Linked DNA regions of Mus musculus: region 2 is linked to region 1. The links are chromatin loops, found by intact Hi-C in ENCODE. Cell type or tissue: left cerebral cortex. All regions are shown on one strand. Links, peaks and the distances in the headings refer to the core of each region. The heading gives the core; the rest is flanking DNA.

Region 1 (8,332 bases), core at 31-8,030:
GACTCCATAAAAGCCAGACATGTTAACATAGACCTGCAGTCCCGGTGTTCCTAGGATGATCTGGGAGGCAGAGGCAAGAGAATGCTGGGAAGCATATCTTGCCTGGTATACACAACCGGGAACCATAAGGGACCCTGCCTCAAGCAACATAGTCAGATGGCAAGATGCTGTCAAACAAGTGCTGGCCTTCCCCAGCCAGCTTCCACAAGTGCTCCAAGGTATACACACACTGTGATCACACACGAAAACGCACGCACATCATACAAAGAGAAACAGAGCCATGGAGATAGCTCAGCGAGTAAAAACACTTGCTGTCAAGCCTGACAGCCTGCTCTACGTAAGGACAGGCATAGAACAAGACGAGAAACAATTCCTGCAAGTTGCCCTTTGGCTTCCACGAGTACACAGTTCAAGGCACACATGTAGTCCAAGGGTTGACCCTGAGTCAGAAAGCCAGTAATAAATATACATAAAACCTGAAATAAAAGCCAAGTTTGAATATCAGTGTCCGTCCAATCAGTAACCATGGATTCAGAGAGTCACTTCTAGGACCAGTTTCTCAGTTACAGGTTCTGTAACAACATGCCCTACATTTTCTCTAAATAAGCGAATTCAGGTAGGGTCCTGAAGAAACTGGGAAGTTTTTAAAAGCAGAAGTGAGAGAGGTTGTGCTGGAGAGAGTTTAAGAATGAAGGCATTAGTATTCCTCAGAAGTGTATGTAAACTGTCTGGCTTTGTTGACTTCTTTAATAAATATTTGAGCACCTGCTCCATCCAGGTCAGCACTTGACAACAAGCTCTGATGAGGGCAAGGCTGTGTCCTCAGTTGCTTAGTAACCCTGACTTCCTCTCAGGCGCTTGAATGGATCCTGTGAGTTAATGGGTGCGTGGAACCGTGCTAAGTTCTGGGAAACAAGGCATACACAGAACACAAACATGAAAATTGCAGGTGTAGTTTAAGGAGTTAAATCATTTACTGATGGCTTACGGTAGCTAACCTTTGTGCTAAGGCTAGGAGGGCGCACAAGGATGCCCTTCCCAACTTTGCGGCTCTTCATCTTTGTAATGTATTGCTTGCAAATGGGAGGATATGGACTTTGAAATGAGGTTAGGGTGGGTTAACTAGTGTGGTCAACGTCAACAGAAGGGTCCCAGTTGGGGAAAGAAGAAGCAACCAGGTTCTGATAGGGAATACAAGTGTGTGTGTGTGTGGGGGGGGGGGTGAGGGTAAGAAGAAAGGAAGGGTGGGAGGGAGAGAAGAAGGGTGGGATAGAGGGAGGGAGAAGGCACACACAGGACTCAGTGATGATCCACTGTTGGCCTTAAACATGTAAGAACAAGTCAAGCATGAAGAACCTAGACGCCCTGGAAAAGCAGCTGAACAGGTTCCCCTCTTCACATCCCAAAGGCCGTGGCCAGCTGACACCTTGATTTTAGCCCGTTTTGGATATTTTATGTCCAGAATTGCACAAATACTTTTTTCCCTTTTTTACTATTTTAAGCCACTAAGCCTCTGGTTATTTTACAATGGGCTTCATTCACATCCTTGACATGTTTTGGGCTTCCCTAAGCCTGTGAACTAGTTAGTAACCCTTTACCAACTGAGTCTCACAGAGAAAAACAGAAAATAGCCCAGTGATTGATTTTTTTTTTTTTGTATTGCTTACATGTAGAAATACTACTTTGGATGTATTGGATTACGTAAATAAAATGGATGTTGTCCCCTTTATGTGGGTCTGTGCATGTGAGAGAGAGCAGATGCGCTCCAATCCCCTGGAGCTGGAATGACAGGCAGTTGTGAGTGGCCCATTGAGGGGGGGTGAAAACTGGTGTGTCCTCCTGACCAATGAGCCAACTCTCCAGCCACCCTTTAACTTTGTGTGTGTGTCCCTTGTGCTCTCCAGATGAGGTCAGAGGGAGTCAGTTCTCCACATTCACCTTGGTTTCCAGAGATAAAACTCAGGTCAAGAGATTGAACAGCAAGTAGCTTTGCCAGCTGAGCCTTGTCACCAACTGACCTTTAACTTTTAATGTGGAGCTACAAACCTAAATTGCACGAGTACCTTGCATAGATTCCTAATGAACAGTGCTCACCTCGACTCTTATTCTCAGTAGTTGTTCTCATTTATTTGACATTTTAAAATCATTAATACAGAAGATTACACCTCCTAAGGTATAATGTGTGATATTCTGATTAGTGTATTCAGTTTAAATGTTTAATATTTTGTGTGTATCAGTGTTTGCCTGCACGTATGTCTGTGCTCCACTTTCAAGGACCAATCAGATCTCCGGGGACTGGAGTTATGAATGGCTGTGAACCACGTGGGAGCTGGAATTCTCTACAAAATCACCAAGCGCTCTTAACTGCAGAGCAGTGCTCCAGCCCCTTCAGTTCATATACACAACGTCTAATGTTTAAATCGGGTTAGTCATTCTAACTCCTCAGACATATTTTTTTCTGGTTAAAAAGATTAAAACTCCTTTCTTCTAGTTTGTTTAAATGTACATTATATGGTGACGGTCTTAAGTGTGTGACAGAACCTGTTCTCATGACTTCATCTTTTAAAAAATATAATAATTTACTCTGGGCTAGAGAGACAGCTTAGCAGTTAAGAGTGCTTGCTGTTCTTCCAGCTGATCTGAGTTCAGTTCCCAGCGCTCAGGATGAGTGGCTCACATCTGCCTGTAAATAACTCCAGCTCCAAGGAATCCAACATCCACTCCAGACACCACGGGCACTGCACTCAAATGCGCGCGCCGCGCGCACACGCGCACACTCACACCTACAACAAAACGAAAAGCTTATAAAATTAATAGTAAATTAAAAACAAGTACATAAAAGCATTTTAAAGTTCAGCATGTTTTTGTTCCGTGTGGTGGCACATTTCTTCAATCTCAGCATTGAGCAGGCTGAGGTTGGTGGATCTCAGAGTTCCAAGCCAGCCTGATCTACAAAATGAAAATCAGTATAAAGAAAACTGAGGAGGGTAGGAAACGAAAGAGAGAGAAGAGATCTTTACTTTGGAGAAATAACACAGAAAAAGCAGAAGGCATGGTATACAGCTAACCTTAAGATTTTCTGGGGACTTTTCTTATTTTAGGAAAAACTCAGTATCTCCAAGTCCAAACTTAAAAAAAAAAAAGTCAAATATTTGATAGCATTTAAAAGACTCCTTGACTTACAAAACGCTCCACCACCCGGGAGCGAGGAGTGGGGGTTGTCTTTTTTTAATTAGCCATCTGCTTCTTCACACTTTACGTGTTTCTGAAAAGAAATCTCAGACTTGGGGGTTCTGTTTCATAAGTAAATGTGATTTTGAAAAAGTTATGACTCATTAAAAAAAAGCCTTGGAAAAATGGAAATGCAAATATTGTCTTAAGAAACCCGTAGTGATCGCAACGTCCACCACGTTGATTTATTTATTCTTTTTCTAGGTACAGACAGCAACCTCAGAGGCTCCCTTGGCCGCGCCCTCCTCGCGGAGGTGGGTCGCTGTCAGGTGATGTTTACGTCCGGTAGGGGTGCGTCCCGCCCTGCAGACACTCCCTCCGCCTTTGGCGTCGGCTCCCCCGCCCTAAACTTTCCGGTTTTAACCCTGGGAAAGGCCAGCCACGTCTGGCGAACACCAACCCGCCCACATTCCGCCCCTAAACAAACTTGGCCAGGGACAGCCCGGGAGGCTGGAGCCGCCTCGGTGCGCGCGCCCGGCCAGCCCCTTCGGCCGCGCGCCCGCCCCCTCGGGCGGGGACGCGCAGGGGCAAGCGCGCGGCCGCGAACTGCGGGCGCCATTTTGGATTCCCTAACTGGGCCGAAGCTTCGGGCTCGCTGCTGTCGATCGCTGCTCGCCTAGGGCGTCTCGGGCGGGCGACGAGGAGGTGCCGGGGCGAAGGACACAGACCGCGCGGGACAGAGAAGGGACGCGACGCTCTCCTCCCCACACACCGGGGCAGCCGGAGCCGCAAAGGTGGAGCCGCGTCGGCGCCCGCCGCGGGACCAGCGTCTCGGATGCGGGCGGAGCGCGGGGGGCCGCGACGGCGGGAGCTCGGAGACGGGGCCCCGGGAGGCCTCATGTGAGAGGCGCGGGAGCCGCCGCCGCCGCTGCCGCCGTCGTCCGCGCGGCCCGGGGTGCTGTGTGGGGGAAGCCGCCCCCGGCAGCAGGTACGGCGGAGGTTCGGGGCCGCAGCCCGGAGTCGGGCGGGGAGGTCGGCGGCGGCGGCCGGGGGCGCGCGCGGGGCGCGACGGGAACAACGCCCCGCCCCGCCGCGCCCGGGCCTCGGTGTCTGTCAACAAGGCGTGGCCGGCGCGGCGCGCGCTCGGTGGCCGCGCGTGGCGGGGCAGCGAGGAGGACGGGCTCCTCCGGGCTCGCCCTGGGCGGCGCGGGTGCAGGCGGCTGGAAAGCCCGGGGGCCTGGGCGGTCAGTGTGTGCGGAAGCCGGGCCGGGGAGGCGCACGGTGGAAAACTTGGTGAACTTAGGGGCAGCCGCCCGGGTCGCGTGCTGCAGACCACCACCCGGAAGCCGCCCGGGCAGGGCATCGCCGAGCCGCGTGCGAGGTGAGAGCGGGCGGCGGTTTTGTTGGTAATGGTGCCTATCCCACTTGCCCAGATGTTTGTATCTTTTGCTTACACCAAAAGGCGAATTTAAAAAAAAAATGTCCCTGTAGATGTTAAAATGTCTGTAACCCGCCCCGTGTTACCTGTGTGCCGGCTCCCGGTTGTGTCTTGTCTGTGTGTCCAGTCCCAGTTCATCTATATCCACTGTGCTCTCACCATTCTGAGAGTTAATCTTTTTCGTATTGTTCCATTCTTGTATTTCAGCCAAAGAATGTGTGTTAGGTTTCCTTCTATGAAAAACAAAACAAAAGGGCATATGCAAATGTAATGCCAGAACGGGACTTTTAAACCTAAAGTACAAATTTTTTAAAAAATATTTTTTGCATGTCCAGAATATGTAAATGTTTAAAGACAGTAAGGGAAGTTTGGCTCTTGGTTTCAGTTTAAGGAAATGTTTGATTAGCTCACTAATTCTTGGTGATGCTCAAGTTACTGGGTGTCCCTCATTAGTTGCATCTTGGACACTTGATGTAAACACTAGCTAAAGTTGTTGCCACCATACTTTCTCTGGGTTCTTGAAACACTGCAATAAATCAAAACTGCTGGAGCCCAGTTTTCTGTGCTTAGGAAATCGCATTGATATTTAGTGTCCTGTTTTATACACCACACTCTTCCTGTTCAGCTATAAAGGGCACTTTGACTTCCACTAGAAGCAGTATAAAACCCATTACTCTAAACTAGTTGTGTACTAGTGAATGCACCGAATTGTTCTTTATGCAGCAGAGCTTCATGTGCAGATAGTTAAAATAAAAGCATTGGAAATTTCGAATTAAAAAGGCCAACAAGGAAAAGCAATATTTAAAATGTTATTAGCTATTTATTCACTAGTTAATTTTACACCTAATAGTACATAGCACATTTTAACCTTTGGTCCATTAGTTTTCCATTAAGAGTGACATTAATTTCATAATGCTTATGATAGTCCATAGACTTTCTTAGCTATTCATAAAGTAATAAGTACTAATATATACTTTGATGATCCATGTGTTCAGTTTATATTTAGATCAAGTGTAACCGTGTACTTGATCTTCCTTAGCGTTGGTGACTTTACATTGCCTTCCCAACTTAAAGGGGGATTGAAATACCCTTTATTTAGATGGGACTGTGTTGGAAGGCAGAAGCAGTGGATCTCTGATTCCCAGGCTGGCCAGGCTCACATAGAGAGCCTGTCTCACATAAAAATTGTATAAACTTAGGGTCAGCAGAGTGTCCTTAGAGTGTTGTCAGAAAGGCTGCTGTCCTCGTTTTGGTTTTGAATCTGTACACTTGACTGTAAAATGAAGTGTTTAATCTTTATGGTCTGGCTTTAGAAGATTTCGCCAGATACAGCAGAGCATCCTGGCAGGAGGTCTGGAAGTAGGAAGACTTTGTCATTCTTTTTTGAATCTCTATCTCAGAATTCTGAGTAGTTTCTGCCAGTAAGAAAGTTTGAGTCCTAAGTAGCAGACTCTTCGTTCTTTGACCCAAATTGAAATGCTAAAATTAAAGTTAAGCCTTCAGGATAAGTTAAAGTTGGAAAATGGGTCATAATGACACGCTTACCCATAGAAGGACTTTTTATTTTAATTTAATGTCAGTGTTGATCATTCTAACTTTGAACACACATAAAAATCTATTCATAGATTCATAAGTTTGAATGTTCCATAAAGCCATCTTGTCATCTGTTATTTTGTTTTCTGAATTCTGCTTTTCCTGGAGACTATGCCCTTTTGTGTGTGTGCATACAGTCAGATGCAGGAACAACAAAGGAGACAGTTCCTTTTTCAAGGCCTCCTGGACTGACGATGTAGGGTTGTGCTCTCTGCCATCCTGTTTGTTTTCTCCAGCCCTCAGCCCTTCTCTGCCAGCCTCTGGATGAGAAAGTCTGTACAGACGCATATCCTTCATACCACGGAGGAACCCGATTCTTGCGACATGATTTGTCACAAGTTGGTTGGAGTCAAGCCATCCTTTTGAGTCTTGTTTGGACCAGCGCCTTACTAGAATTGCTCTCTAAAAATCATGGTAGATCCTAGACTAAATACTAGTACCAAGGAATGGTCCAGGTTAGACTAGAGTGCAGTGTAAATAAAGTAACAAATGAAGATGTGTCCTTTGGAACTCTGATTACATGAAATAGCTGTATACAATGTAGAAAGAAAAAGAGCATATTGGGGAACATAGCTGGAGCTTGTGCCGCCCCACTGCGCATTTTCAGCTGTTACCCTAAGCTAGTGATGCTCTTGCCAGGGCATTTCTCTACACCACTGCTCCCTCCCCTTTTTTGAAAGAAAAATTAAATTGCTCTTCCCATTCTGGGGACAGTCACTTCTTTGTGATGGCTTCCATACTGGGCTGAGATGTCAAGAACCCTGTATCAAAAGATCACCATTTTGCAAACTGAAGCATCTGACAGTCTTGTACTGACAGTCTTGTAATTTCCCAAAGCCATGGAGCTATTTTGAAGTGTAGCTAGTATTCAAACCTCGAGAGAGCTTGGTCTTCGAGCTGATGGTACCGTTTGTCGTGAACATCTCATGGCATGAAGGGGGTAAGAATACATAGAAAAACCATGGCGGAAACATACAGAAAATGGACAGGAAAAACAGTGACAGTTATGTGTTGGGAGAAGAAACCATATCCTAGCTGAGACAAAGCTTAGCTTAGTCAGGCAGACTGCTGTAACTACTCATCTACTTCATGCAGCTGCAGGTCGAGCTTGGGCGGGAGTACTTAAGGCAGGGGCTTTACCATTGGGCTGTACTCTCAGTCCAGATTTACGTCCACCAAGCAGAGGTGGGGTATGTGTAGCAGGCTGTTCACAGGCTGTTCAGTGCAGCTCTGTTGACCACTTAAGAGTTTAGAGGTTCATGCGGACCTTGGTGTACCTTAAATTTGACAGAAAATTGGATTTTATCACTGTAGTTCTCCTTTAGAGTTGACTACAAGTTTTGAGTTATAAATTCATGGTTTACCTAAGTTATAAGTAGTTTTAAATGTAGCTGTTTAAAATCACTTCAGGAGTTTCATCTCCACCGGCAGGTTTCATTGCATTTTTATATTCTCCTTGAATTGTTGGGCCAGGTTTTCATGCGTATTTCTGTCCAAATCCAAACACATTTCAGTAACAGAAGATGAATTTGATCAAAAGTTAAGTAGGATGGGAAATGATGGATTGTCTTGAATAGGATGAAACGAGGAGGAAGAGATAGTGACCAGGACTCTGCTGAGGAAGGCACTGCCGAGAAGCCCAAGAGACCGAGGACGACACAGGAGCGCTCGCAGCCTTGTGACTGGGGTAACCTCCTGCAGGACATCGTCCTCCATGTTTTTAAGTATTTGCCTCTTCTTGACCGGGCTCATGCTTCCCAAGTGTGCCGGAATTGGAATCAGGTATTTCACATGCCTGACTTGTGGCGATGTTTTGAATTTGAACTGAATCAGCCAGCGACATCTTACTTGAAAGCCACACACCCAGAGCTGATCAAACAGATTATCAAAAGGCACTCAAACCACCTACAGTATGTCAGCTTCAAGGTAACCCCTTCCATCCTTCTGTTAACGAGTAAAGCGCCTCACTGCCGTTACTGTCACAGCCAGTTGAGCTTCTGATGTCCTTAGAATAGTGAACTTTTCAGGGAAAGTGCTTAAAGTTTTAAAATTATTGCATGCCTTTAAGAGTTCTTTACAAATATTTTTTTATATTTGCTAAAGCTAAAATAGTCCTTTAATTTCTTAAAA
Region 2 (8,332 bases), core at 218-8,217, 560 kb before region 1:
CACCTGGACCATCTCGGGGCCCATTTATGCTTGCTTTGAGGAAGAAGAAGAACTAGAGAGAGCTGTTACCTCCATCTTCTGTTTCATGAATGAGTCTGGCGACATGCAAAGGCCAGGCACTGAGCTCCTCTGACTAGCAGCACTCAGCACCATGCCTGCAGCTGGTAACAGGTACCCTCGCCATCTCCAGTCAAGCCCTACCACCTACTAAAGAGGAGAACCTAGAAATTCTTAAGTGTAGCTGTACATTTCAGAAGCCCCAAGAACTGGGCGAGACTATCTACCACAACTAATTTTATTGTTTTATAATAAAAGCTAACCAGCCATCAGAGTGTGAAAGCAGTAAAAGCCAATTGAGGGACCTGGAGCTAGAAACCATTACCGCAGCACAAGCCTAGGTTCAACTCCCACTGCATGCACACACACGTGCACATACGTGCACATACATACACACACATATACCCACAAACATGCACACCTCACATATACATATGCACACACATATACACACACAGACACACCACACACACCTATAGACATGCACACACACATATATACACACAAACACACTGTCTTAGTCAGGGTTTCTATTCCTATACAAACATCACGACCAAGAAGCAAGTTGAGGAGGAAAGGGTTTATTCGACTTACACTTCTACACTGCTATTCATCACCAAAGGAAATCAGGACAGGAACTCACACAGGGCAGGAAGCAGGAACTGATGCAGAGGCCAAGGAGGGATGTTCCTTACTGGCTTGCTTCCCCTGGCTTGCTCAACTTGCTTTCTTAGAGAACCCAAGACTACCAGCCCAAGGATGGTACCACGCATAAGGGGCCCTCCCACCTTGATCACTAAATGGGAAAATGCCTTACAGCTGGATCTCATGGACGCATTTCCTCAAGGAAGTCTCCTTTCTCTCTGATAACTCCAGTTTGTGTCAAGTTGACACACAAAACCAGCCAGTGCACACACACACATATGCACATATATACATACATGCACACACGCATACACTGAGACTCACCATACACACACACATACACACACACAAGCACACACACATACACACACACACATACATACACACACACAGACTGCCTTGGAGGAACTCTATTTTTTTAATTTATGAGTAATAAAATAGAAAATCAATAATAAGCTCACTGCAACAACTACTTTGCACTGCCATGAATTTCTGATTATTTTAACAAATATCTTTCTAACCTTGGTGGAAATGCAAAACAAAATCACCACCATATAAACACACATGTAATTGGCTGAAGAAGAAGGAAGGGGAAGAGGAAAGGAGGGAGGGAGGGGAGAGGAAGGGAGGGAGGGGAGAGGAAGGGAGGGAGGAAGAAAGGGAAAAAAGGGCTATCTAAGGACATTTGGCAAACATATCCAGGTTGCTGGCTATAATGGATTGAAATGGCAAACTGAACAGAGACCCAGTCCTTACATATTTGCAACTCACTAAATCATCACCAAACTGGCGCACATGCATGGAGGCTAATTTTGAACAGAACAGCAAAGCGAGCACGTGATGGAACCCCACAGCTGTGGCAATGTGTCTTCAATTTCTAGCACACAGAAATATACACATACCAGGAGACCCTTCTCTGTACAAAAAAAAACAAAAAACAAAAAAAAAACAAAAAAACAAAAAAACAAAAAAAAACCTTAGCATGATTCTAAATTATTTTTTTCCAACAAGAAAGAGCATCTTTGGGGAAAGCTTACCTAAAATGAACTCTCCTTTGCAAAGCTTTAAATTGGTGTTCCAAATGTGGCAGAGCACCTCAAGAGTGGAAACCTGAGCCGGCAGGGATAGCATCTTGGGCCACGCAAGGAGACACTGGCCAGGCTCCAGGAGACAGATACTTGATAAGCTCCGAATGGCTCTGCTCAATCTGTGTGGTTTTTTACAAATGAAAAGGCCACCTTTCTGATCACTGGGTCACACCAAATGCTCTTGTCTGACTCGACTGGGGAATGAACACAACACCATAACTGAGAGAAGAACAGAGGCAAGGATCACTCAAATACCAACAGAGGCCAGTGTCTGTTCGACTTCTCAGCATAAGGCCCTAGAGGCCACAGCAAGACATGACTGTGGACGGTATCTGTGAGGGCTATCTGTGTAAGACACTCATACGCCCCAAATGTGACTGTCCTGATTCAGGGAGACATCTGAGCACCTTAAGACAGATAAGCTTTTATTAACTGGACCCAGATTAAGTGAGCCACATATTGGGCACTTCAAATTACTTAGATAAGCTTTCTGATCATTATTTGGTCAACATCCCAGCCTCGTGACATGGATTGACTTCTCCGTGACCATGATCCCAATCCAGGCTATCAAGGAGTTGATCCTACCTAGCAAAGTTCTATGTGGTTTTGCGATTTGCATTCCAAAAGGGCAGAAGAATAGAGATGAGCCTTTTGGCAATGGGTAGGCTAGCCCTTATCAGAAAGGCTTGGGACCTGGATTTTTTTTTTTTTTAATTCATGAACAGGAAGGACCCAAGTCTAAACACAAGAATCACTTGCTCATATATACTTCAGAACAGACTGAAGGTCATATGCAACATTTTGAAGAATTTTGTGCATGAAATAAGAGTTATAGCATGAAACTTTCTACTTGAAATATTTTATTGGCTTTCAAAAATCTTCTCCCCAGTTTTGGAGCGTTTTATAAACAGATCTTCAGTTTAGGGATGCCAAGCTTGTGCCTACAGTTCTAATTAGAATCAGAAGAGAAAGAACAGACTAAGGGAAAGTTTGGGATCTTCTATTTTTATATATAACTTAACTACCCTTCTAAAATATTTTAGATTATGATCCCTAACTCAAACAAGCATCTTCGTCCATGTGTAGAATAAACAGATCCCTGCTAAAGAAGAAATAGCACGTATCTTCTCTGAGAATAAGTAGTCATGCAAAGAGGAATCCTGTGTGCTAGGTTCAAGTCCTGAAACACAAAGACCCACACAGCAGAGATATCTGTGTTTACATCACTTCAGAGGTTTTTAAGCTAACTCATATTCAGTATGGCTGACTCTTTGAACTGGCCCAGCGACGTCTTTCAAAGCGCTCCTTCCTACCACGTGACACACTAGAAGCTCACACAGAGCTGAGTAAAGCTGAAGCACTGAGCCTAGTCACTAGTTACAGTTCCTAGCCCCAGACTCATCCATTCAGTAATTAGCATCCAACACCCACGGTGCCATGGCAACTACTCTCCATGAGAGGGCTACAGCAGTGAACAAAACAGATTTAAGCATCATCCACGGGGCTCACAATAATGAGCACCACCATATGACATGTGGGCTTTTGTCTTGATGAGTAGGATGTCACTGACAATACCAACTGTTCAATGGAAACTTCGGTGTGTGTGTACATCTAAAAAAAACCTAAATGCATCCAGTCAGTCAACTGTAAAACCCAACGGCCAACATTTAACGTGTGCTCAAAGCCGTATCAGGCACTGATAACTCAAGATAACGCTGGGATGCAGATCCTTTATCTGCTCAGAAAAGTCAGACATTTAAGAATGAACAAAACAGGTTTCCTCCGAATAGAGAACAAACATTCTCCATCCAATCTTCAAACCAAGGAATCATGGACAGAACTTTCCCTAAGGCTGTACAGTGAAATCAGTGCTCAAAAACTAAAAGTCCCTCCATCCTTTATTAACTACCTTTATACCAACAGACATGGGACTTAGAGATACTAGGAAAAGAGCAATTATTTTACTTTCAACATTATTTCAATGGAATATTTAAGACAGCGACAGTGTGGTTGTTATCTCCTTAAGAATATCTCACAAAACACTCTTCCCTCTCTATTTTCTTCAGAAGGGCTAGATTGTTAGTTTATTCTCATAGCTTCAAGCCACAGCTTGGGAACTTTCTGCAAAGCTCACAGCATTTTCCAGGATTTGTGATCTTGTGCGGTGGGCAGGTGCTTAACTACCCTTTAAGAACTGAGAATCTGAACCGGCCCTGGAAGAGTTAACCTGAAGAGAATCCTGAAGAAGGGCAGCCAAATGTGCCTACAGAAGAAACCAAGCCTAGACAGGTGTGCAGCCCAGGCCTCAGTCTCAGCATGGCTGGCTAGCACAGGAGACCAGGTCCAGGGCGGCTTGGCTACATGGGTAGGTAGTGAATTCCAGGCCAACCTGGACCACACAAAAGAGCATGTCTGGAAAAGGAAAAAACAAAAACAAAAAACAAAAAAACAAAACAAACAAACAAACAAACAAACAAACCGTCAAGTGAGGGGAGATGGAGACAGACCATGACAAAGTCTTTTGGAGACACCTCCCTGCAGTGGCTCATTCCTCAGCAGGATAGCTACCTGGTCACCAACACTGATCTGATGCAGAAGAAAAAGGAAAGTCCAAAAGAGGCCTGTACACCAAATACCCTCAGGTGGCTCAGGGCCAGAGCCCCTCACATGTCCTGACAGAAAAGTTTTAAGCACTTTTCTTTTCAAAACCATCATGCGCAAGAACTAGAAACCAACCATCTGAAACACCCGCTCTCTGGTGAGCAGCCCCTCGTGTCCAGATCACAGGAAAAGAAAGCGCAAGCTTTCGCCTGGTGTTTGGTGATGGGCACGATACAGCTGCCTTTGCAAAGCGCACTAGTCTCTATGAAAGCGCTCGGTGAAACCTACTCTTGGAAATCGTGGTCTGCCCAGGGGAGAAATGATTGATACCCACACAAAAAGATGCTGCATTAGAGCCACTGAAACTTCTAAAACGCTGGGAGCTCACGCGATTCTAGTGTTTGCACATAGCAGCTAAAACGTAATTCTCACCTCTACTGTCACTGACCAAAAAAAAAAAGTCCTTTAATTAGAAGTCAGTAAGTTTTCAAGAGGAAAGACTAGGTAGAAATTCTACAAAACCACATTAGGGCAAAAGGTAAAACTTTAGACCAACAGGAAAACAGAGAATAAGGGCATCGGACTACAGCAGGGGCTCTCAACCTGTGGGTGGTGACCCCCTCTGGGGTGGGAGTCAAACGACCCCTTAGCAGGGATTGTCTAAGACCACTGGAAAACAGATATCGACATTGTGACTCGTAACAGTAGCAAAATTACAGCTACAAAGTAGCAACAAGATGGTTGGGGGTCACCACATGAGGAACTGTATCAAAGACTCCCGCAGAACTAGGAAGGCTGAGAACCCCTGGCCTAGAGGGTCGCAGCATCTTAGAGAGCAGAGATCGACTGGGTGACAGGTTTGGATTTCAGCACTGTTTAATAAGCCCACAACAAGGGAAACGAGTAAGACTCTAGAAGGGTCTGGAGCTGCTGCTGCAAGGTCCACGGTGGGAAGGAAGTTGTGTGGAGAAACAGGTAGGAAAGCACTCAAGTCCTCAGGTACCGCTCAGACTTTAACAAAGACCAATCTAATTATCTGAATAAATTCCAACAGACTCATTAGACACCAAACACAGACAAGGACACCTTACAGAAGAGAAAGGGAGAGGCCGCTACGGGAACTCCCGATCACGTGGCAACAACCTGGACGATGAATTCTTAAAATGCCAGGAGAAATATAAAGAGGAACTCAAGGATAGGATAAAGCAAAAGGAAAACACAGAAATCTTGACCATCGGTTGAGGGAAACTGAACACATGGCCACCAGGAGGACCCAGAAAGAACAGAGAAAACGGGCTGCGGGTAAAGAGCTTATACAGAAATAAGGCAACAGGTGCTTGCGCAGGCAAAGTTTCCAGATCGGAAGTAACTCTGCATGAGCACCACAAAGGAATTAAAGGATAAATTCATAATGCCCCCAATACAGGACAATACTCTAAAACGCCCACCCATGTTATTTTAAGCAGTAGACATGTAAAGAACGCCTAAGAAGAACAGCGTTACAGCTACTGCAGCATCTGGCCTGAAGGTGACACCTTCTACGTCCTCTGGGGAACATTGACCTAAGAACTCAGCGTGTCCCCAACCACTGGGACAAAGATACACAGACAATGGCACCCTCAAAGTTCAGCCCCTCACACTCCCTCGCCTATTCTCATCCCAAGCAGCAAGTAAAGGTGGCAGGCCAATAAAGGAGGAGAGGCTGGAAGAGAGGGCGGGCATCTGAGGAGCCACCGAGAAGAAGCCAGGAGGATGTGAGCGTGGGACAGAGGAGACCCTGCCATGGCCGCTGTGGAAGGCAACAGACATCTGGAACTAAAAAGAATGGAAGAGAGTGCATGGCCAGGAACAGGACAGGACACCAGGCCCCTTACACTCAGAGAGGACCCAGAGAGTCTGGAGTAAACTGATGAACAGAACTGAGAAAATCACCTTTGTGTAGCAAAGTAAAAACTAAGTGAGATGCAAAATATGATAAGATATTGCAATGCCTGCATATAAGCACTATCACAAAAACATCTATGCATGCTATAATTCATAAAAAGCCAAGTTAGAAAGCTGTGCTGAGAAAATATATAAGGAGATGAGGAGGAACCAGAAATTAAACCTCACAACCCAAGGTCGCAAGCCTGTGTGTGTGTGTGTGTGTGTGTGTGTGTGTGTGTGTATGAGAGAGAGAGAGAGAGAGAGAGAGAGAGAGAGAGAGAGAGAGAGAGAAGGGAGAAACAACAATTTAAAAAGAGGTCATGAATTTGAGGAGTAGGGGGAAACAGAAAAAAGTTGGGGGGAAAAGAGAATAACATACACTATTCATGTCTAAAATTCTCAAAAGATTAAGAAACTTTAAAATGGTAATGTAACTCCACAGCCATCTAACAAATGAAAAATTAAAAGACATAAACAGAAAAACAGTGTCTGTTACGTAATTCATCCGAAAAATAAGCAGGAAAGTATGAGACGACTAATATTTTTCAAGCTGAAAAGATCATTTTATGAATGGCCATCCAATAAACAGCCTCTCCTTAGCAGAACGCAGGGTCAGGAACCGGGGGTCTGATGCTTGCCAGGCAACACACTACCAAGGAGCTCAATGTTTTCAACTCCACCCCGGCCTAGGTCTTCAGCTCAAATCAGTAAGTTACAAGGAATTACAAATCTTTGAAACGAAAGCATTTAGTCTTACAGCAAAAGTTTGCAGACGAATAAACAAATTTAGTCAGCCACTGGTTTTGCTTCTAAAAAATTAGTTTTCTACCTAAAATATTTTCTATAAAACTCAAATAAACCAAAGCACAAATAAAATGGTCTGATTTCACTGCATGTCCACATGACTTCTCATTTGCCAATAAAAAGCAAAATTAGATGATCAGACATCTGATCAAAAATATTAATCAGATTTACATTACATTTACTAAAAGCTTCCTTTCTGTGTCAAAAATCAACCCTGCAATTTAACTCTGTGCCAGTCACCTGACCCAGAGACTGCTACACCATGGCCACGGTGGGCTAAATCCAGCCACCTTCTGTCTCTTTGATATCTATCAGTTAAGAGCAGTTTTTATATTTAAGGGGAGGGGAGTGTTTCATTACAGAAAAAAAAAAATCTCTTGAAATTCGAATCTGTGCCAATGAACGAGGTGCCATTGGAACAAACTGTGTCTACTTAATCTGACATCTATGGTTGCTTCTGGGTGACAAGCGGGTCGTGCAGTCACAACAGTGTGTAGCCTGGAAATCTCAAGGTGTCACCCTTAGCAGAAGCAGGTTCATTGACATCTGAGCTAAAGAGCTGTCATCCTTGAATCTCATTTGACTTCTGTTTCAAACCATACTCATACAACAAAATGTCCACATAGTAAGGCCATAAGTCTACTTGAGAAAGAAGGTGAGAGACGGGGACTTGGTTGTTTGTTGAGCAGGATAGGAACTGATGGTAGATTCTCTGGACATCAGGGTACCATCCACAGCATGGGCACTAATGGCCAGTGTTCACCCAGCATATCCCTGTTCCTATGACCGTCTTCCACTTGCTATCAATACATCAATAGTTAACAAAACAGATGCCTTAAAGTCCACCTTCCCCAAATACTTAAGCTAGACTTCTGTGGCTATTAACTTATGGCCGTGCCAATACAACAGGCAGTACAGAATCTATACTGCTAAGGATAGGCTTCCTGATGTCAGGGAGACCCCAACACCGACCCCATCACCCAAGTACCCTCTTGCTTAGCAAACCTCTCGATCACTCAACTTTACCCTTCTCACCTCTACAGGTGAATGAAAAACCTGCCTCTGATCAACATGAAGTACTGACTATTGTAGGATTAAGAGGCAAAGAAACTCTACCTAGCTTGTCCTCCTCTCAAGTGTCTCGGAACCATCCATTATCCCTGAAGAGCCTGAGAAGCAGAGTCTAACCTTCAGTGTGCCTGAGCAGTGCT

The links. Hi-C counts contacts between places; a loop is a spot of excess contacts. Peaks named below come from ENCODE experiments on the same cell type or tissue, not always from the same donor. Only the 100,000 strongest peaks of a DNase experiment are listed, where the experiment ranks them.
Region 2: it touches region 1 in a loop (2.5-fold over the local background); 3 of 42 quality-filtered maps call a loop at or near these places.

Annotation. Positions count from the first base shown.
Region 1 is chr14:103,094,989-103,103,320 of GRCm38, reverse strand. It overlaps Fbxl3 (F-box and leucine-rich repeat protein 3), which reads left to right and starts at 3,789. Exons shown (of 5, transcript NM_015822.3): 1 at 3,789-4,159; 2 at 7,780-8,128. The coding sequence starts at 7,781. In left cerebral cortex, for the core only: a CTCF peak has its summit at 3,489; DNase peaks (open chromatin) are centred at 3,258, 3,614, 4,311, 6,484 and 1 more place; H3K4me3 peaks cover 3,574 bases; H3K27ac peaks cover 1,927 bases.
Region 2 is chr14:103,658,120-103,666,451 of GRCm38, reverse strand. All of the region lies in intron 2 of Slain1 (SLAIN motif family, member 1), which reads right to left. Among named protein-coding and RNA genes, the nearest start is that of Slain1, 12 kb to the right of the region's middle. In left cerebral cortex, for the core only: CTCF peaks have their summits at 2,054 and 3,254; DNase peaks (open chromatin) are centred at 1,497, 1,943 and 3,282.